Linked DNA regions of Homo sapiens: region 1 is linked to region 2. Evidence: read pairs that join two places in POLR2A ChIA-PET (ENCODE). Cell type or tissue: MCF 10A. All regions are shown on one strand. Each heading gives the region's core, and the rest is flanking DNA. Links, peaks and the distances in the headings are about the cores only.

Region 1 (8,795 bases), core at 3,090-7,089, 60 kb before region 2:
ATATATGTAAAATATACAAACACATGTATATTATTTTTGCTTATTCCCCCTCCAGAGAAACAGGATTAAATTCACCTTTTCACTTATATGTATAAAATGAACATTTATCTATCTCATTAAATATTCCACTATAGCCTAATGTCTGTTTTGAGTTTTATTGTATTGTTATTCCTTAATTTGTCAAACATTTAGGTTGATTACAATTTTTCATGTTATAAATAACAATGTAATGAGCATAGTTATCCATACAGCTTTTGGTGTGTCCTGATTTTTTTCCTAGGATAAATTACTAGGTGTAGAATTACTGGGTCGAAGGGTTTTCTTTTATCAAAAAGTTTACAAAAGAAACTTAAAAAATATGTTTTCATCAAAAAGTTTACAAAAAATTGGTAAATGATTTTCATCCATGAAAATGAGTGCTTATTACTGATTTCACTCATTATCATTGTTTTAGAGAATTGCCTTACGTTTAGAATAAACATCTGTATTCAGAACACAGTCGCATCTTTTTTTTTTGTTTTGTTTTGTTTTTGAGACAGAGTCTCACTCTGTTGTCCAGGCTAGAGTGCAGTGGTGCGATCTTAGTTCACTGCAACCTCTGCCTCCTGGGTTCAATCAATTCTCGTGCCTCAGCCTCCCGAGTAGCTGGGACTACAGGTGCGTGCCACCATGACAGGCTAATTTTTGTATTTTTAGTAGAGATGGGGTTTCACCATATTGGCCAGACTGGTCTCGAACTCCTGACCTCATGATCCGCCAGCCTCGGCCTCCCAAGGTGCTGGGATTACAGGCGTAAGCCACTGCTCCCAGCCACAGTCGCATCTATTAAGCATACCTTATAAATGGGTGTCCAGGGGAGAGAATTCAATCATGGGTTCTTAGTTTCTGTTTCTGGTTAGGCCAGTAAAGCCCCTTCCTCATCCCACTTTTCCGCTTATCGCTAGAGACAGAAACTAAAAACCATGGTTTCAGGCTGCTAAAAGCCTAAAACAAAACAGAACAAAACAAAACAGAAAACAACACAATAAGGCAGGTTGGACAAGCTTGTAACGTTCCAAAGAAACCCAGAACCTATACTCTGTATCTTAATTTAATAAAAATGTTTAGAGGGTTTTAAAAATCATTCCTCCTTATATTTATTGAACCTAAGAGGAATTTCTTGATCGTAAAATTCTACTATTACTTTTCTTTAACCAATACTTCAGAAGCCAGGGTGTTAGACAGTCACAGAGTATTGCTTTCCTTGCATGGTGATGATTCCAGGGATGTCAAAAATTTTAACAGCTTTGTTGAGGTGTAATTTACATATGATGAACTGCATATATTTAAAATGTAAATTTTGGCTGGGTGCGGTGGCTCATGCCTGTAATCCTAGCACTTTGGGAGGCCGAGGCGGGCAGATCACTTGAGGTCAGGAGTTCGTGACCAGCCTGGCCAACATGGTGAAACCACTGTCTCTACTAAAAATACAAAAATTAGCTGGCATGGTGGTGCATGCCTGTAATGCCAGCTACTCGGGAGGCTGAGGCAGGAGAATTGCTTGAAGCTGGGAGGTGGAGGTTGCAGTGAACTGAGATCCTGCCACTGCACTCCAGTGTGGGCAACAGAGTGAGACTCTGTCTCAAAAAAAAAAAAGGTATATTTTGATAAATCTTGATATACACGTATCTTCATCTCCCCAAAAGTTTCCTTGTGGCCCTTGCCTTTGTAATTCCTGTCTTCCACCTTTTCTTACCACCCTTATCCCGAGGCAACCACTGATCTGCTTTCTGTCACTGTAGATTAAGTGTGTGTGTGTGTGTGTGTGTGTGTGTGTGTGTGCATGAGCGCATACGTTCGTGTGTCCTCTCCACGGAGAGCACCTGGGAGCAGGGACACTCAATAGCAATGTGCAGACTTAGTGCTTAGAGCCAGGACTCTTTGGAGAAACAGCTGATTCCATGGGTGTGGCAGGGAAGGTACAAGAAGAGCCGGGGACATTTTGTCGTATGGAAAGTCAGGAAGTGCTCCAAGAATGATGAAGACATGTCAACAAGACACAGGAACTGGCTTAAAGGGGCTCCCGGTGGTCAAATCTGGTGTAACCTAGACATAAAAATGAATAATGTTGGTAACGAATTCTATCCCATTGCATACATTAGAATCCATGAGTCTGTACCGATATAAATGTGTAAGTGAATAAATAAATGAAAAGAAAAGAAAGCGTTTCCTTACAGCAGAATGCCAACTAATATACTGAGGAGGAATGATGAAATTAGAAAATCACCATTGGGCAACCATCATGATAGTTAGTTCAGCCAAGAAACATCAAGGACTGTGAAGTCTAGTGGGGGAAGTTTGATGAGGACTGGTGTCTTTTCTTAGTCTCAAACAGTCTCATACCTACAAGGAGAAAAGGAGCGACTTTAGAGTGGGGAGACTTGGCAGACACCACCTTAGTCAAGTGATCCAAGTTCACATCAGGTGACATTAGGCAAACAGGAATCACGTACTATCAAACAGAACGCAGCAAGAGCCCCACACTAGTTCTGTGGTGTTCCTGCCAAAAACTTATCATCTGAATCCAATTGCAAGGAAACACCCGGCAAACCCGAATGGAGGAACAGCCTACAAAGGAACTCTCAATCACAGACCCTCAGAGGTGCCACACTCACCATCAAGGTCAAGGACAGATGGAGCGAATGTTCCAGATTAAAGGAGACGAATGAGACATGACAGCTAAATGCAATGGGTGTTATCGGGACAATTAGCCAAACTGGAATGGCGTAGGGATTAGATGCTAGTAATATATAAGGATTAATTCCCAGATTTTTATATCGTGTCATTACTATGTCATAGAATGTCCTTGTTTGTAGAAATTATACGTTAAAATGTTAGCGCTATTTTAACTGTTTGACTCAGTTCCCTCCTGGTTCGGGTCCTGCAGGAACTCTGGCCCCCTTCAGGAGGCCCAGACCTTCCGTTCCGTGTGGAAAGTCCTCTGACCTCTCTGGGTCCCTGGGAGGAAGCCTGGGTTCTCAAGGTGGCGATGCCAAGGAATATTGGAAGAACAATATGAGAGTGGGAGGAAGCAGTTGAACTTTGCTTTGCGCCTGGGACTTTCCCTATCCTCGCTGGAATGTTGAAATCAGGAAACTTATTAATGATATCTGTATCATATCAACATAGGCATTAATATCATTATGAGGAGGCTGGGTTGAGTCAGTCATGGGAATTCCCCACCGCCATAGACATCCCAGAAGGATTTCGCCATGGGTTAGAAGATTATTAAGGCTGTGGTCTGCACAGGCAAGTACTCATCGGTCAGATCCTTGCCTCTCAAAGGTGTGCACCATCAAGCGATATTTGTTTTGTATTTATAAATTCCTTCGCAATATTAAAAAATGAACCGAGCATCAAACACAATACACTGGCATTTGCTGAAACCTGACAATCTTCACTTTGGTGAGGCAGTCAAAGGAGGCTTCTTTGCCAGCTTTTCAAAGACGGCTTTTTCAGGGATGTTGCTCTGTACCTAGGCTGGCCTTGTCCCCCACAGACCTCTCGGAGCCCCTCCCCACCACTGAGCCTCCCTACCACAGGTGAGTGGGTGGTGGCCTCATTCTTCAGATTCCTCCCCTTTCCTGAGCTTCTGATAAGTTAGCTCCAGGCCTTTTAAACTGGCCCCTAAACTGGATGGCCAATCCCTGGGCTGGCTGTCTCCCAAATCATCTGCAGAAAATGACCCTCTCCCATCCTCTGCACCTGCCTCTCCTTGCACCTACACCTACTCCTCCCCCATGCTGCCCTCCAGTCACATTCCTTACCGCTCCTCTATGAAGACTAATGAAATTCTGTCACCTCAACAATGTTGCATGTTCCACCATGCCTAAAGTGCACTCTTTCAGCCTGGTTAGACTGGCAGCAGCACGGCGCCATCCTTCCAGAGACTCACTGGATTTTTTTTATGGGTTGGGACTAGGGAGATCACTTTGGTGCTTCATGTAGATCCTGTAAGTGGCCTGTTACTTCATGATGGAGCTGGGACTAGAACTCGCAGAGTGGCGTTCATCCCACTATGTTACACTGTTCTCTCCTGGTGGAATTACCCCATCGTGGGGCACTCTGACCTATTTTTTATCTTAAACACAGATAAAATTATTTTCATTCCCAGCATCTTGGGGCCCTCTGACCTATTGTTTATCCTAAACACAGATAAAATTATTTTCATTCCCAGCTTTAGAGGGCATACTCCAGGTAGGGCTTTGTGAAATATGAGAAATGCCAACTTAGCAAGTAGCATGTCAAAAATCCCTCCTAATGAGTAAAATGGGCTGATGGCAAGGGGGCAGACGAGAGGAGAGCACAGAGCCCTGGGGCTAGGGAAATCACCCCTTATTCATGTGAGGTGATTGGGAGCCAGAAGAGATGAATCGGGGGATTGTGCATCTCCCTGGCTCTGAACCCTTTTCGCCCCTCCTCCGCAGCCCCATCTCCCCGTAAAAAATTATTTGGGATAATTGCTGGAAAACAGCCTGTGTGTACTTGGGGGAAGAAACTTTTTATGACATAATGATTTTGGATACAATCCCGCCAAGCCAGTGCCCTGTGGCTGTTTTTTCCATTAAGGTATTTCACAATCCATGATCTCCTCTTTGGGAGAAAGAGAGAAACTCGGTCATGGGGCCTGAGAGGGGAGATGGTTGAGAACTGACTTTCTGTTCTCACTCAGCAACGAGGTATTGATTCTCCTTTAATCTACTCATCTTTGGCTTAGCCCAGCTGTTCTTAGCAGTGCTGGGCTCTGGGCAAGTCACTTCTGGCTGGAGTACAAGAAAAATGTGTTTTGGAAAACAGAATCTTAATAGGCTGGATAAACAATAGTTCAGCAGTGGCCACAGCACCTACCACTAATAAACGAGTGGCAAAAAATGAAATTCACTGAGCAGGACTTTATTCCTATTGCAGTTTGCTTGGCTCTGTGGTTTTGAGCAAGAGGAAAATATGTAAAAATACGACCAAGGTGTCTCCCCTGTCGTGTGCGCTGACCCAAGGGGCGTGGGAGGTCCGTATTCTGGGACAGGGGCCCCAGATAAGTTAGGTTATCTAACCTAACCCTAACCCTAACCCTAACCCTAGATGCCTCGCTGTGGTTGACTCAGACAGACAGGGCAGTGAGCAGACACTGCAGAGGAGAGAGACCCTCAGAGTGTCCCATGGAAAGAAGGGGATGTGGTCAGCTGCAAAGGGCAGGAGGCAGAAATAGAGGACATCTGTGCCTACCTGGAACGATGACAACAGTTCCTGATGTTTCATCAATGCTTTATAGTTGACAAAGCACTTTGTACGTTGCCTCATCCACAGGAGCCCTGTGAGGTAAGCAGGGGAGATGCCGTGATCTTGATTCACACATGAGGAACTCAAGGTTCACAGAAGGTGAGTGGTGTGTCTAAAGCTACACAGCAAACAAGTGGCAGAGCCAGGGCTGGAACACAGCTGCCTTGACCCTGTGTTTGATGAGATTGCCAAATGCATGGAGGATGTGCCAGTGCAGGTGGAGGGGTGTTAGTCTACTACCTTGCGCCTTCACTGCCCTGACTTGGAGCCCAGTACTCCCACCGTGGACTCGATCTTTAGGTTAAGTCGTTGTCTTCAGCAAAGCCCTAATTAAAGCAAGGTGGAGGTGGAAGAGATGATGAATTTTGTGAGTCTTTGGCCCATGGCAGCCTTGAAGAATGTCTCCATGACTTCCGTGCCGTGCTGGGTGGCAGCATTTCCCAGGGGTACAGTCATGTCTCTAGCCCTCAGTGTCTTGATTCCTCCCATTCCATTCTCTCTCAAAGATGCCTGGCAAAGTCCCGTGTGTTGCCCTGTTCTTTGGCCAACGTGGACTCCTTATTTGCTGTCTCATGGACTCAGCTTCTCGTTCCAACTCCATGCTTCTGTTTGAGCACTGCACTTTGCCTTCCTTGCCGTCCCCCTCCTCTTCATCTTGAGTGTAATGATAGTGATCTGCAAGCCAGAAGGGGACATCTAAAAATCCCATAATATCCTGAAACTCTTAATGCACTTCTCTACAAATAGTGGGTGGACAACAGATAGCTGTGGGTGCAGGTTTGGGTGGGGTTTGTTGGAAAAGGTTCTATCCACTTTGGTACAACCAATTAGACTTTTGTAGCCTTAGGATGCTGAGGACTTTCTCAGGGATGGGCAAAGGTTTTAGGTGGCAGAGCTGACTTCTGCTGGTGGTGTGGAATGGCGGTATGAGGCCTGCAAAGGCCATGTGGAATTTTTCTATTGTTCACTTTACTTTCCCTACATCTGAAACACAGGGCTCTGTGCTGTAGCCTGGAGCCATCCTGCCATTTAGGGGATGCCCAACCCATAGTGAGATCCAGAGGTTGATGGGAAGGGAATTCAGACAGCATATTATCAGTGGCGTTTAAAGGGAGTTGCCATAATTAATGTCAATTTGCTGTTTGCTTCCCCTCCTTTTCCTCTTCCTTTCCTCTTAATTGAGAATGAAGGCTTTTTTTCTTTAGCATCGCAATTCCTATGAAGTGTCTACACCATTATCTAGTGAGTGACTCCCAGGCCTGATCCACAACCGGTGGGCTGACTGGACAGGAATTACCTGGGAGATTGTTATGCATCCAGATTCCCAAGCCCCACCCTGGAGATTCTGATTTGGTGGCTCTGGGGAGGCACCCAGGACAGGTGATTCAAGTGCTCACCCAGGCTGGGGAACCACAGGCCTATGGATTAGAGGGCAGGCAGCTCTCAGGAACTAGCACGCAGCCACACCCATGAAGGGGTGCCGGTGACCTTTGGAGGACAGTGCTGAGCTGAGAGAAGGTGTTAGTGTTGCTCCCTCTGTCTGCTCTGCACCGTCCCTGATGAGCAGGAAGGAACCACGGGACCCATTTGTCTACCATCTTTTAGGATACATAGGTGAAGTTCTCCCCGAACCTAGACTTCTGATACCCCTGGGACGAAAGAGATGCCCCAGAGGAAGCAGTGTCCCATACAGCCACCATCTGCTAAGCAAGACTGCACACTGGCACCTCCAACTCCAGCCCAGCACCACAAGGTTTACTGTATTTTTCTCCCTTTTCACATTTTTTGTTTTTTTGTTTTTTTGAGACAGTCTTGCTCTGTCACCCAGGCTGGAGTACAGTGGTGCAATCTGGGCTCACTGCAACCTCCACCTCCCAGGTTCAAGTGATTCTCCTGCCTCAGCCTCCCGAGTAGCTGGGACATGCGCCATCAAGCCCAGCTAATTTTTGTATTTTTAGTAGAGACGGAGTTTCGCTATGTTGGCCAGTCTGCTCTCGAACTCCTGACCTCAATTGATACGCCTGCCATGGCCTCCTAAAGTGTTCGGATTACAGGTGTGAGCCACTGCGCCCAGCCTCATATTTACCTTTTAGATATGAGGATCTGTCAAAGTTAAGTATAATTAATTATTTGATCTGAGGATTTATCAGTCCTCATATTTACCTCATGCCCCCCAGTTTGCAATCATTGGCTGGTTTTCACATTTTTAACTTCTTTTACTGAGAGAGAAAGACTCCCATGCTCTTTACTATATTTGCTGATTTGATCAGTGTTCCGTATTAACCTATCTCCTAGCAGTGCCACCCCCTCCCACACACATATGCCCTCCACACCCCACTGCACCCCACTCAGTCTCTGATATCCTGTGCTGGTTTGTCCCTCCCTGCCAAATCCCTCCTCTCTCTGTCTGGGGTTCAAGATCCTCTGCTGGTCTGCCCCTGGGTGATGCTCTCCTTACACAGCTTGGGCTCTGACATCTCATCTGGGCTGTCCCCTGGGGATGCCCTCCACCCAGACAGCCCCCTGCACAGGTGCTCTCACCTTGCTGGAGCACTGACAACCCATTCTGGGCCATTGCACCTGCGCCTTCCTGCACGGAAGCCCAGCTTGCTCAGCCCCACTCAGGGATTTAGGACTGACTTGTTCAGGAAGAAGAAAGGAAAAGGAGAGAAAGGAAGAAGCAGAGGAAGAGACGCACCATAAAATGTTGAAGGCAAGGATTCCGCTTTTACTCTTCAGTGAATCTTGTGACTAGGAGGGTATTTCTTACTTGATTCTTTTCCTAGAGAGTCAGTCTATGAGAGGAATCGTGCAGCGAGGTAGCGAGTGTAGTATATTTGCACACAGGCTCTGGAATGACTTAGAATCTGGCTTTGACCCATTTTAGTTGTGTGACCTTCTCAGTGCTTCAGTTATGTTGTCTAAACAATGAAGATGACCACTGTATTGACCCCACAGAGTTGTGTGAGGATTAAATTAGGTAACCCATGTTAGGTGCTCAGCAGAGAACCTGGCTCAAGGAAGTACCCAATCAAAACTCTATTAGTAAGGAGCGCCCTTGTGGGCAGTCAGGCGTCGTGGGGTTGGGACTGAGCTGCCCAATGCAGTTGTGCAAGCCCACGTCAGTTGCATTGGTCTTTGGACCTGTTTTTCTACCTGCAAAGTGACCATTAAGGATCTGTCCTAGCTCTGACATTGTAGAATGCTATCCTCAAACTACCTTAAGAGGCCAGAGGGAGGGATGCAAGTCAGGGAATTGGAATTCAGGCTGTTTCCAAGGTAGGCACAGGATGGTGCCTCTGAAGATGGTTGCAGAGCAAGAGGACCATGTAGCGGGGCAGCAATCAGTGCTCATATCGACCTCGTGCTCCCCAGTTTGCAATCGTTGTCTACATTCACCATCTTACGTAATCCCTACAACAACCTTATGAGGGAGACATTTTTTCAGATGAGATCCTGAGGCTGGAAGAGATTAAGTG
Region 2 (8,795 bases), core at 2,577-6,576:
TTTCTGCAGTGAATTGCTTTGATGAATTACATAAATAGATTTTTAAATGTTAAGCCAGCCTTGCATACCTGGGATAAATCTCATTTTGTCATGGTGTGTACTTTTTATACATCTTGAATTCAGTTTGCTAATATTTTTTGAGGAATTTTGCATCTATATTCATGTTCCTGGCCTGTAGTTTTCTTTTCTTATAATGTCTTTGTCTGGTTTTGTATTAGTGTGATGCTGGCCTCATAAAATAAGTCATAAATAAGTCTGCTTCTGTCCTCTGAAAGAGATTGTGGAAAATTGGGATAATTTCTTAAATGTTTGGTAGAATTGACAGGTTAACCCATCTGGCCTTGTGCTTTCCTTTTTGAAAGGTTATTAATTATTGATTCAATTTTTTAAATAGAGAAGACCTATTTAGATTGTCTATTTCTTCTCATGTTTGTTTTGGCTAATGGTGCCTTTCAAGGAATCAGTCTGTTTTACCTAGGTTATTTAGTCCGTGGGCATAGTTATTTGTAATATTCCTGTATTCTACTCTCTTTCATTTCTACTATTAGTAATTTATGTCCTCTTTTTCCTGAGTTACCTTGGTTAAGGGCTTATCAATTTTATGATCTTTGAAAAAACATAAACTTTTGGTTTCATTGATTTTCTCTATTGGTTTCCTGTTTTCAGTTTCATTGATTTCTGCTCTAATTTATTATGTCTTGTCTTCTGCTTACTTTGGATTTAATTTGCTCTTATTTTTCTAATTTATGAAGATAGATGCTTAGATTTTAGATTTTTATGCTTTTCTAATATATGCATTTAGTATTATAAATTTCTCACTAAGAATTGCTTTCACTGAATCTCATGAATTGTGATAAGCTGTGTTTTCATTTTCATTGAAACACAAATTGAAAATGTATTTAACTTTCTCACAATATTTCTTCTTTGATCTATGTGTTATTTAGAAGTGTGTTATTTAATCCTTATGTATTTGGAGATTTTCCAAGTATCTGTTATCGATTTCTTATTTAATTCCACTGTGATCTGAGAGCACATAGTTGATGATTTCTATGGTTTTAAATTTGTTAAGGTCTGTTTTATGGCCCAGAAGGTGATCTATCTTGATGAACATTCCATGTAAGCTTCAGAAAAATTTGTCTTCTGCTGTTGTTCAATGAAGCAGTCTACAGATTTCCATTGTATCCAGCTGATGGATGGTGTCACTGAATTCAACTCTGTCCTTACTGATTTCATGCCTACATGATCTGTCCATTTCTAATAGAGGGGTGTTGAAGTCTTCAACTATAATAGTGGATTGATCTATTTCTTCTTGTAGTTCTATCAATTTTTGCCTCACATATTTTGATGCTCTCTTGTTTTGGTGCTCTACAAGTTAAGGATTGTAATGTCTTCTTGCAGAATTATCCCCTTTGTAATTGTGTAATGCCCCTCTTATCTCTGATAATTTTGCTTGCTTTGAAGTCTGTCCTGTCTGAAATTAACATAGCTACTCCTACTTCCTTTTGATTAGGATTAGCATGGTACATCTGTTGGCATCCATTTACTTTTAATCTATATGTGTCTTTTATTTAAAGTGGGTTTCTTATAGACAACATATAGTTGGGTCTTGTTTCTACTCTAACAATCTGTTTTTTAATGGATAATGTACCTTATAATAAGAAAATCATAATTCTAATTTCTCTCCCCTGTTCCTTGCATCATTGCTGTCACTCATTTCACTTATATATAAGTGTACATAAGCACACGTGCACATGTGCACACACACACAAGCATGCATAGTCAAATACTTTGTGGCTATTGTGATTTTGAACAAACTTATTTGTTTAATCAATTGAGGAAGAAAAATAAAAGGGTTTATTTTACCTTCATTTATTCCTTCTTTCATGCTTTGCCTTTCTTTATGTAGATCTGAATTTCTGATCTACATAATTTTCTTTCTCTCTGAAGAACTTTTTAACGTTTCTTGTAAGGCAGGTCTACTGGCAACAAATTCTCTCAAATTTGTCTGAGAAAGTCTTTATTTCTCCTTCACAGAATTCTAGGTTGGTGGGGTTTCTCTCTCTCCCTCTCTCTCCACTTTAAATAACTTTCACTCCACTCTCTTCCTACTTGAATTATTTCTGAGGAGAAGTCAAATATAATTCTTACCTCTGTTACTCCATAGATAAGTTGTTTTTTTCCTCTGGCTTCTTTCAGGAATTTTCTCTTTTCTTTGATTTTTTTTTTTTTTTTTTGTAGTTTGAATATGGTATGCTTAGGTATAGTTTTTTTTTTTTTTTTGCATTTATTCTGTTTGGTGTTTCATGAGCTTCATGGATCTGTGGTTTGGTATCTGATATCAATTTTGGGAAAATTATCAGTAACTATTGCTCAAATATTTATCTTGTTCCTTTTCTCCTTTCTTCTTTCCTTCCTTCCTTCCTTCCTTCCTTCCTTCCTTCCTTCCTTCCTTCCTTCCTCCTCCTCCTCTCCTCCTCCTTCTTCTTTTCTTCTTCTTCCTCCTCCACCTCCTCTTTCTCCTCCTCTTCTTCTTCTTCCTCTTGGTCTTCTTCCTCTTCTTCTTTCTCTTCTGTCTTCTCTCTTCTTTTCTTTCTTCTCTCTTCTTCTTTCTTCTTCCTCATCTTCTTTCTTTTCTTCTTTTTGATACAAGGCCTCACTCTGTCGTCCAGGCTGGAGTGCAGTGGTGTCAGAACATGGCTGACTGCAGCCTCAACCTCCTGGGCTCAAGCAGTCCTCCTGCCTCAGCTGGGCATGGTGATACTTGCCTGTAGTCCCAGCTACTCAGGAAGCTGAGGCAGGAGCTCTGTTTCTTCAAACCATGTCTTTTGCCTTGTAATTTTTTCTTGATAGCTGGACGTGATATACTGGGTTAAAGAAATTGCTGTAAATAATTCTTTAGTAATGTTATGGTAAGGTACGTGGGTAGAGGAAGCATTCTATAGTCTATGATTAGGTCTTAGTCTTTTAGGGAACCTACGCCTTTGGACTGTGAACTTCACAAATATTTCTCAGTCTCCTCTGGACTCCCCTTAGGTGGGAAGGAATGACTAGGGTGTGCTTGAGTTGGGTATTTTCCTTCTCCCACGGGGAAGGCTAGGGCTAGCTGTAGTTGGGTGTTTTCCTTCCCCTAGGTCAGTAAGACTCTGATAAAACCCCTGCAGTTTAGGTGCTAGTTAAATAGTTTCTCCTGAGGGCATATCTTGTTAAAAAGAACAGAGTGCTCTGGCATATTTCAAAATGATTCCTCTCTTTCCTTCTGCCAGGAGCACAAGGAGATTTTCCCCCCAGTATTCACCATGAGAAACTGGTCAAGCTCTTGGAGGTAAAACTCACAAAAGTGTGCCCCCAACCTCGACCCCTGTTACTGGGTTTCTCTGGTGTTTTTAACTCCTAAACTTATCCATACTCAGCCTCCAGCAATTCATGGTTTCCTCTCCAGGTGCTGGATCTCACAGAGGTTTGCTCATGGGTTTCTGCTCCGGTTAGTTGTGACTCTCTGTATCTGCCTGTCTAGCTCTCCAATTTTGAGAGCAGCAGTTTGCCCTGTGACCTCATTTCTCTTACAGATCTAAGAAGAGTTGTTGGTTTTTTAGTTTGTTCAAATTTGTACTTGTTGCTGCAGAATGACAACTTTTAAGCTTCTTAGGTACAGAACCAAAGCTGGAACCCTGATACATTTCTATTAGAGCACTTGTGTCATTCCTCTTTGAATTTTTGTTAATTGATGAACTCAAGTTTCTCACACTGAGGGTAACTTTTTGAGGTCAGGCACATTTTATTCATCTTTACCTCCTACACATACGTGACTTTTGCACCAACGTATTAACACACAACAGACATCCAAATATAATTGTGAAGAACAGACATAATGAATGCATAAATTAGTGAATAAATGACACTTTTCATCATCATTTTAATACTCTCCAACTTCACTTTCCGATAAAACCTCATTTCTATTCAAACATCTTATTCTATTCAAAGGATTCCCAGTATAGAAAAGCATAGCCTTGTTCAGAGTTACAGAAGGTCAGCCAAGGTCAGATCTGTGGATAGCTGACAACCACATCTTCTCTGTTCTCCAGAGAGTGTGAGACACAGGACGCCTCCCATAAGGAGGCAGTGTGTTATGTATTTTACAGGCTTTTTGTATACTCACTCTTTTTGTTTCAGACGGAGTGAGCTAGTGCTTGTGAAATGTTGAGAGTGGGAGCACCTTCAAGACAGTGGTAGAACACAGGAGGCCCTTGTGCAGACTTTCAATTCTCAGTGCTGGTAGAGCTTCTCTTGCTCCACCTGAAATATTCCTGCGACTCCAATCATGAGTGGAGACATATAACAATACTGAGCTTATGTTCTAGAGTGTGTGTGTGTGTGTGTGTGTGTGTGTGTGTGTGTGTGTTACCACCTGTGTCCTTGGGAAAAGCAAAATAGCACTCTATGCATAAGTCTGCCTTAATACCTACCGATTATATGGAAACTGTTTGCGTGTCTGCCTTCCCTTCTAAATTGTGGATTGCTTGAAGGTTGGTGTTCTGTCTTCATCATTTGCACTCTAAGAGCCAACAGAGTTAATGTCTGCTGAATCAGATGATGAAAGATGAAGCATGGAACACGATGCCCACAAACAGTCCAACTGCTTTTCGGGGCCAGGATCTGTGTCTGTCGTTAGCTCAAGTCTCTAAAGATGCAGCGGCCCCTTGCTCCTCTTCCCGACAGGAAAGGCAGATATCAAACCTACTGCCTATCTCTTTGCTTGGCTTAATTCTCTATTCTTTGTTCATAGAACTTAAGTAGGTCTATTCCCACCTCTGAGAGCTAGAACCAGTTTGGGGTTTCTTCATGAAGTGTGTGGCAATGGTGTCCCTAAATAGCTTTGGGTGATGAAAGAAATTGGCTTGGGAGAGACGCCTCCCTGTTTGTCTTCTCAGTCTTGGGAGTGGGCCCCAGTAGGGCTTTGCCCCAACCCTGGCCTCTCTCTGCTCGGGGCTATGAGGTGCTCAGCATGGTGCATTCTGAGTGTGTGAAAAGAGGAAAGGGAATATGAGTCAGAGAAATAATTCCTAGGGCCAACCTCACCCTAGAATTGTTTCATCAAAATGGAGAGGTTGAACACTGGGGAACAAGCCCTTTGCCAAAGTCTCCACACTGTTCCGACTTGCCTTTGACTTGAGGACTCAGCAAACATTGACAGAGGGCTGACGAACCAAGAAGGGCTTGATTTACAGAGCACTCCTCTGTCCCAGGAAGAAACCAAACACTGTAGATCACTAGGAGATGACCGAGGTTCTAAAGTGCCTATAAACAATATGAGCTGGCCTTACTCCTCACACTGCCTGGAGTCAGTTTCCAATGGGCAGCGTGCCCTCCTAAGAGGCAGGACAGAGAGAAACAGCTTCTGTACACCATGAGATGACTCAGATGAAGAGTCACATCAGTCACTGTCTTCTTCCAGGAAGAAGTCTTGATATCACTGGGGGGAGTTTCATAATAGCTTCTGCTGTCTGTCACCCAGCTTTAGGGGGTTTCTGTCAGTACTAGGCATTGTGATGTTTAATGGTATGAAGGAGGAGAGTCTAATTTTTACAGCCTAGCCCCAACAGCACAAGCACCTCGGTTACTACAATATTTTCTCAGACAGTCCGCCCCGTGAATGTAACCATAGCCCACTTCCCTAGGATATTGGAGTGCCACATGTATTCTTTTTTTTTTGAGACGGAGTCTTGCTCTGTTGCCCAGGCTGGAGGGCAGTGGCGCGATCTCGGCTCACTGCAAGCTCCGCCTCCTGGGTTCAAGCCATTCTCCTGCCTCAGCCTCCCGAGTAGCTGGGACTACAGGCACCCGCCACCACACCTGGCTAATTTTTTGTATTTTTAATAGAGACGGGGTTTCACCGTGTTAGCCAGGATGGTCTCGATCTCCTGACCTTGTGATCCTCCTGCGTCGGCCTCCCAAAGTGGCCACATGTATTCTTTCTAGTGGTGACTCAAAACACCTATAGAAGAGGATCTATCTATCTACACACACACACACACACACACACACACACACACACACACACACACATACTTTGTTTACATCAATGAGATACTCATCTGGGTTTTATGGATATGAAATCTGGGATTCTTTTATCTTTCTTAGTCAGTTATTCCAGTTGTATTTTATAGTATTTGTTTTGGCTTAGTTTCTTCCTTCTAGATTATTTAACGACCTCATCAGCCTGGGAATTTAAAAGATATACCTTGTGATTATCTGTTTAGCTGAAATGTACTTGTGTGTTTATTTGCTTACTTAATTTCTTGGGACTTTGGAGGTGGGACTGGTACTAGTGGCTCTGGGGTTAGTAACAGTGGTCCTACAGTTCCTTGGCTCTCTAGGATTCTGGAAGGAAAGTTGTTTAAGAATTAACCTAACTGTATTTCTAGCAGAAGCACAAAAGATCACATGGAATTCAAACAGTGAGACTCTCAGTAGCATAAGAGAGCATGTCACTACTTGTCTCTGGATTCCAGTTTCCTATAAAATGAAGGGGTTGGCCTAAATGACAGAGGTCTCCTGCTAGCTCCATCTATCTACCCACTCATCCATCCCCAGCAGGTTAGTACATCCCTCAGCTTCTCAGACAGGAGAGGTGATTGGGTTCATCCCTTTCTGAAGAATCTCCAAAGCACAGCCAAAGCTGGGAAGGAAGACCCATATGAATACAGGCGGATGCCCTATTTCTTCTGAGGAAAACCATGAAGAACAGCTCCAACAGAGGAGCCTGGACTACAACCCTGGGCAGGCAGCTCCACCCACCCGTCCACAGGTGACCTTGGTCCTCCTTACATTTACAGAGTATGACAGCAGGAACGTCTGTGGTGATCATCTGTCAACTGTAATTTTGGAACATGATATGAGCTGGGATCAACTTTTATTAAGCCCGAGGCCATCTTTTCTCTTGAGAGTTAATCCAAAGATTACCTGCTAAATGCAGAAATTCAGCGCCAAATCAGACGAAATACACAAATGTGGTCCCTTCCCTCTAAGAGCCTATAATCTAAATTAAACAGCATACATTGATAATGGGAAATTGTGGGCAGCTTTCAAGAGAATTGAATCAAATATTGAGATTACATCTTGGCCTCAGGTTAATGGCTTTTAGTGTACTTGGGGGGGGTCAAGGGTTATGGGTTTAGAACCTGACCAGTGCTCTCAGCAGGAAAAGTCACAATGTGTAGCCAGTCGGTTAGGAAAGGTTCCACGCTGGAGAGAATCCCAGGAGGTCAACAGGGAGTAGCAGGGCATTTGGGAGGAGGCAGGTGGTGCAGGGGGAAGTCAAAGGCATATGGGAAGAGCTCACATAACGAGGACCAGCATTTTCCAGAACCGTACAGTACTTGGCCACTTGAATTAAGGCACTGCCAAGTTCACTCTCTTTCTCTCATTATTCAGATGTCTCTGGAAATTCCACTTCCTAGGATGCATCTGATTACACCCAGTCTCTTCACCTTTGCATATGGTATTAGAATTTAAACGAACATGTTAAATTTGCTCTATCTAAATTTGCACCGGCCACTGGCAACTATTTCCATTTTAGTGGTTTAGTAAGTTATATCTACTGTATTCTTTCAGCAGGCAAACAATACACACCATACAGCCAGACAATGTTAGAGAAGGAAGAAAGGTTAACTCCTCCCACTCACTCATTTCACAGATGGGAACACGGATGTTCCCAGAGACTTGGTAAAACTTGCCTGGTCCATGACTTTGGGAATACAGACATCCTCTGAGTGCGATGCTTTGTATACGTGGCCTGGAGTTTGCTTCCTGATGATGTGCTCCTTCCTGCCCAGGTAGCCTCGGTTGGGCTCCACTATCCCTGCTCCAGTACCCACTCCCAGCACTTAAGAATGTCTCCTGTCTGGCTCCAGCATGAAGGTAACAGAGAAGGAAGATCTGGATTTCCGGCAGATTAAGTGGAGGAGAGAAGAGAGGGACCGAGGAAGAAAAAAAAGGCCGTGGACAAATGAAAACTGTCTTGTGAACATAAAGTGATTGACATAGATCACATCACCTGGATTATGATGATTTAAAAGGCAGTTCACACACAGAAATCCCAGAAAGGTTTAGAGCAAAATAATGACTTTCAGAGAAGACTGTGAATTTGGATCTCTACATTCCAGTACACTTATGGGGGAAAAGAAAGTGCTTTTAACTTACAAGTATTCTGAATAGTCACTCTTTCGGAGTCTTTTTTTTTTTAATTGGAAAGTAACATTTTTCCATTAGAGGATTCAATTCTACTACTGCTGCAAAAGAATTATTTCTGGAGTCAGAATCAAATCAACCTTTATAATCAGTCTAATGAGTCAGACCCACTGATATATATTAGTGGACCTGGCTTCTGTTCTAGGTCAGGAACTGAGAGCTCCTGACACTTTGTAATAGTGTAATAGGGGATAAAATGTCAGAAATTTCAGTGAAAATGGAGGTTAAGTTGTGCATTTTAAAAGCAATTTTTAGGTATAAGGTAGTAAGTAGCTAGTACTTATGTGCCAGCAGTTCAGAAAGCAAAACCCAATGGCCAATTATTCTTTGCTTTGTACATTTGGGGACTATAAGCAGACGGACACTAAGGAGCACACATCCCTGGATTTATTTCTCAAAACATATCGCACATTCCTAATTTTCCTCACAGATCTTTTTAAAGATTACTCTCAGAATGTGCCCAAAGAGTCCCTGAACAAATGCTATTCATTTTGGTAAATATAACAAAAATCATTAGAAGATATCAGCATTTTAAATAGCGATTATAA

What was found. Peaks named below come from ENCODE experiments on the same cell type or tissue, not always from the same donor. Only the 100,000 strongest peaks of a DNase experiment are listed, where the experiment ranks them.
Region 1: POLR2A ChIA-PET joins it to region 2 with 9 read pairs; 1 of 35 experiments calls an interaction of 5 or more read pairs at or near these places.

What each region holds. Positions count from the first base shown.
Region 1 is chr11:129,699,869-129,708,663 of GRCh38, reverse strand. No RefSeq gene overlaps it. Among named protein-coding and RNA genes, the nearest start is that of LINC01395, 87 kb to the right of the region's middle. In MCF 10A, for the core only: no CTCF peak of the experiment used is centred there; DNase peaks (open chromatin) are centred at 4,623 and 5,353.
Region 2 is chr11:129,639,814-129,648,608 of GRCh38, reverse strand. No RefSeq gene overlaps it. Among named protein-coding and RNA genes, the nearest start is that of LINC01395, 27 kb to the right of the region's middle. RefSeq lists an enhancer at 8,230-8,795. In MCF 10A, for the core only: no CTCF peak of the experiment used is centred there; DNase peaks (open chromatin) are centred at 4,998, 5,328 and 6,518.